Linked DNA regions of Homo sapiens: region 1 is linked to region 2. A link is a loop called in an ENCODE intact Hi-C map of the cell type or tissue named here. Cell type or tissue: dorsolateral prefrontal cortex. All regions are shown on one strand.

Region 1 (2,500 bases), 120 kb after region 2:
ACAGAACCCAAGGCTCAGTGTGATAAAAATAACATGACCAAAGTCAAATAGCTAGAAAGAGAAGGGGTTTGGACTTAAATAGATCTGCCTGATTGCAAAGTCCATGCTTTTTCCACTACAGCTAAAGTTCATGTCTTCAATTCCCACAATGTGGTAAGGAAGACAGACATATAAATAGATCAATGAGGCAGAGAAAAATAAACTGCTTACCCATTCTAATAACTTTAGTAACTTTTTTTTTTTAGACAGTGTCTTGCTCTGTTGCCCAGGCTGGAATGCAATGGCACAATCTCAGCTCACTGCAACCTCCGCCTCCAAGGTTCAAGCAATTCTCCTGCCTCAACCTCCTGAGTAGCTGGGATTACAGGTACGCACCACCATGCCCGGCTAATTTTTGTATTTTTAGTAGAGATAGGGTTTTACCATGTTGGCCAGGCTGGTCTCAAACTGCTGACCTCAAGTGATCTGCCCACCTTGGCCTCCCAAAATCTAGAGAGTTTGCCATTTTGAACACTTCAGGATCTCTGGCTCTGGCAAACCCTGTTTTTAATGACCCCATTGCTATGGCCAGCCTTGAAGCACTTACACTGTGGCAAGAGACTTCACCCCAGGCACAATGACTGTCTCCTTCTTTCTGACTCCTTGATATTGATGAACGTAGAGAGTTTGCCTTTATTACCTATGCAAAATATGTTCTCTTTGCAGCCTGAAGTAGATGGGAAAGTAGAACTCCACTTCCGCATCTAAACCAGGCTCTTGAAACACCCAACACTGGCACAGATCCCTGATTCCTGGACCTCACTTGTCTGGGAAAGTGGTTGTCACAGTAGCAATATTTAATCAACACTTCTAAAAAACTACATTTTCTGTGACTTCCAATTGTTGATCCCACTAGAATAAATTCATTTTAAGTCCTGTGTTAAAAAATTTGTTTTGACTAGATAATACATTCATATGGTTCAAAAATCAAAGTATATACAAGGTTATATATTGAAATGTCTCACTACCACTCCTCTTGCTTCCCTGGAGGTAACAACTTTTATTAATTGCTTATTTTCCTTGCAATGTTTCTTAATGCAAATAAAAACAAATATGAATATATATTTTATCCTCCATTGTTTACACAAAAGATAGCATAATATACACACTGTTCTGCACTTTGTTTGTTTTCTTACCCTTACTCTATCTTGGAAATCTCTTAATATTAGGACAATATCAATATTAGAAATACTTCCTTCAGGTGAGAAGTGATTTGGCATAAAAGAAAAATTTTTTTAAAGAAAAAAATAAAAATAATATTTCTTGTTCTTTTTTACAGTAGCATGGTATTTCTAGATCACCTCTTTTAATGTGGTAAAATATATACATAATGTAAAATTTACCATTTCAACCATTTTTAAGTATACTAGATATACTTAGTATATTTACTTAATCCCACTACTTATACTAGTTCAATGGGATTAAGTACAACCATCATCACTGTGTATTTCCAGAACTTTTTCATCCCAAAATGAAAATCTATACCATTAAATAATATCTCCAGGTTGCCCCCTACCCCCAGCTCCTGATAACCATTATCTAATTTATGTCTCTATGAATTTGACTGTTCTTGGTATGTAGCTCATATAAGTGGAACCATACAGTGTCTGCCCACTTGTGTCTGCCTTTTTTTCACACAATATAATGTCTTCAAGGTTCATTTGTGTTGTAGCATGTATGAGAATTTCATTCCTATTTAAAGCTGAATACTATTACATCGTATGTATAGACCATATTTCGTTTGTCCATTTGCCCCTCAACAGACATTTAGGGTGTTCTACCTTTTGGTTATTATGAATAATGTTCTCTATATATTGGTGTATAAATAACTATTTGAATCCCCACTTTCAATTCCTTTGTATATATACCCAGAAGTGAAATTGCTAGATCCTATGGTAACTCTATGTTTAATTTTTTGAGGAACCACCATATAGGTCATTTTTGTAAAAAAAAAAAAACTTTTTTTGTAGAGATAGAGTCTCACTACGTTGTCCAGGCTGGTGGAACAGCTGGTGGGTGAGGCAATCAGAATACACACAACATTTATAGATTAAGTTTGCCATTAATATTAGGACAATATCAATATTAGAAATACTTCCTTCAGGTGAGAAGTGATTTGGTATAAAAGAAAAATTTTTTTAAAGAAAAAAATAAAAATAATATTTCTTGTTCTTTTTTACAGTAGCATGGTATTTCTAGATCACCTCTTTTAATGTGGTCTCGAACTCCTGGCCTTAAGCAATCCTCCCACTTCAGCCTCCCAAAGTGCTGGGATTACAAGGTGTAAACCACTGTGCCTGGCCTAGGTCTCCTTTCCATATGTCATACAGATAGTTACTTCGTTGCTTCACAGATACTGTGTTTTTCCCAAGTAGAAGGTTTGTGGCAACCCTGCATCAACCAAGTCTACTGGCACCATTTTTCCAACAGCATGAAGCTCACTTAATGTCTCTGTGTCACA
Region 2 (2,500 bases):
GGATATGGCTGTGCTCCACCTGTATTCCATGTCCCTGTTCCATGGCCTGGAAAGTCTCTCCAGGCAGCAAGCTGGGGCAATCACAGGACTCACCTCACTTGTTTCCTGTGCCACCTGTGCTCCAATGTCTGAAAATCGTTGGTTCGAACATTTGGTCTGTTTTTTTACTTGTTTCAGAACCTTAGTTTTAGTGTGCATTTCCTGGAATTCCTGGAATTGTGGATGTTAGCTCTGAGCTTGGCTTTAAAAATCATCTAATTGTATACCTTCCATTTGCCAGTGAAGAAACTGAGATAGGAGAAGGGATGGTGCCTGAGTCTGCGGCAGACCCTGAACTGGGCCACATCTCCCAACTTGAGATTGAAGTCGCTTTGAAAGCAGTGAGTGCCTGGGAGAAAAGAAGGAGCTTGGGGAACTTCAAGTCAAGACTCTTTTGGGTCAGAGATTAAGGAGGCTCTGTTGCTGCCTGTGTCTCACTGTCTTCTTCATTCCAACATCTGCCATGTTTTGTGCAATAATGTTGGCCTCTTGCCTCAATTTCTGCATTGATAATGTAGAGGCTTCCATTCCCTCTGATGCCTTCTACTAAGTCAGTCCCACAATAATTGAAGGATATCATGGAATCTCAGCACCAAGAAGAGGTAGATAGCAGAGCTAGGGTTTGAGCTGAAGCCTCAAGGACCTCCCAAGGGAGCCTGAAGATCATCAGAACCAAGCTATCATTTTATAGAAAAGGAAACTAAAACCTGGGCAGGTTCACTGGTACACTCAGGCAGGCTAAGATCTGGGTGATGCACCTAGACACTCATCTCTGAAAGATACTGGGCTTAAGTCTTACCCAGTCAGCTCTTAAGGGTTTGTATTTTTAATGTATGTTCAGCTCACTGCATCCTTTGCCCGCAAGAACCACTCCAAACCCAATGGAACTCGATATCAGCTTTTCCATGTGTTTTTTGTCCATGTTATCTGAACACTTTTAACAGTTGCTTTGCTTGTTCACCCACACAGTGGGTGAGACTTCCCAACAGGAGCCTGGGGTCACTATGAGGGGAAGTTTTTAGAGAGGAGGGCCAAATGTCAGAGAAGGAGGAAGAAGAAGGAAGGAAGCAATGAAAGCAATAAACCTATTTCTCAGGTCATTTTAAAAACTTCTACTCTGGGACATTGAGCAGATAGTATCTATTTTTCTTTGCTTTGGGTATTTTTAAAGACACTGCCCCTCCCCATTTACTTTAATACAATACTAAGCACACATTTCTCAGCACGTAACAAGTCAGGATGTTCCAGGTTTTGATGCACGGGTCAAACTTTGCTTTGCCTTGTTGACCAGCCTTGTTGACAATAGGGCCTTTCATTGCAGGAGCACATGAATCCGGGCAACGTGACTTAAGAGCTGGCTGATGTTCCAGGACAGCACAAAAGAACGGAACTTGTTTTCATGCTATGAGTGCGCAAACCAATGGGCAGTTTTTGGGGTTACTCGTGATTGCTCCTCGGTCCAGAGTTCAGGCAGCAATCTGAGCCACTCAACTGCTCTTCTTTACCCCTCTACCTCTGCAGTTCATTGGGGGACAGAGCTGGGCCAGGATCCTGGGACAGAAGGAGGAGGCGGGCCCAGGAAAGTCCACTTGGGGTAACACACAATTTGTACATAAAAAAGAAATGTTCACCTCTTTGTATGTACCGTAGTAATTATTTCACCTTCTTTTATGAACTTGCACATTTTCAGAGAGAGTTAAATTAAGCAGAGTCTGAAAGTGGAGAATTCTCACATAGATAAAAGAATGGGGACCTGAAATTGGGTCATCAGGAAGTGTCTTGTGGCAAAATACACTTAGTATCGAACTGAAGGAAGAAATATTTCAAACATTTTCTTTAAGGAAAACTTAATGGATGTGACTTAATATTGTCTAGACTGACCTAGCAGCACAAGGTGGTGCGTTCAAGGACTTTTCATCTCAATCCACAGGAAAAGGGTTCGATTTAGATGAGAAAGAGGGAGCGGGGCACAGCTAGACTGGAGAGGCATCCTGTCCACGGATTAGTCTTCACTCTTCATGTGGGCAGTAGAATGGTAAACGGGACCTTCTTAAAACAGCAGCTCCCAAACACTGGGAGGTTGATGTGCTTCCTAAACCCTCACTGATTCATGATGTTCGGCACAGTGTGGGGCCTCCCGAAAACGGTGCTGATCATATGGAGTTTGTGGAACATCTCCTATGTGTACTACCGGGACTCTACTATCCTCCGTGATCACAATTTCACTGGGGGCCAGTCGCCTAGAAGATCTCACGGGGTGTCCAATCTTTTGGCTTCCCTGGGCCACATTGGAAGAAGACGAATTGTCTTGCACCACATATAAAATACACTAACACTAACGATAGCTGATGAGCTAAAAAAGAAAATTGCAAAAATATCTCAATGCTTTAAGAAAGTTTACAAATTTGTGTTGGGCTGCATTCAAAGCCATCTTAGGCCACATGTGGCCCGTGGGCCATGG

Evidence for each region. Peaks named below come from ENCODE experiments on the same cell type or tissue, not always from the same donor. Only the 100,000 strongest peaks of a DNase experiment are listed, where the experiment ranks them.
Region 1: a loop joins it to region 2, with 4 times the contacts of the local background. A loop is called at or near these places in 4 of 110 quality-filtered maps.

Annotation. Positions count from the first base shown.
Region 1 is chr6:110,671,554-110,674,053 of GRCh38, forward strand. The region is part of intron 2 of CDK19 (cyclin dependent kinase 19); the gene reads right to left. Among named protein-coding and RNA genes, the nearest start is that of CDK19, 140 kb to the right of the region's middle. In dorsolateral prefrontal cortex, no CTCF peak of the experiment used is centred here; no DNase peak of the experiment used is centred here; H3K27ac peaks cover 2,500 bases.
Region 2 is chr6:110,553,828-110,556,327 of GRCh38, forward strand. It overlaps LOC105377939 (a long non-coding RNA gene), which reads left to right. Exons shown (of 3, transcript XR_942862.3): 3 at 1,361-1,682. Among named protein-coding and RNA genes, the nearest start is that of SLC22A16, 78 kb to the left of the region's middle. In dorsolateral prefrontal cortex, no CTCF peak of the experiment used is centred here; a DNase peak (open chromatin) is centred at 1,394; H3K27ac peaks cover 2,500 bases.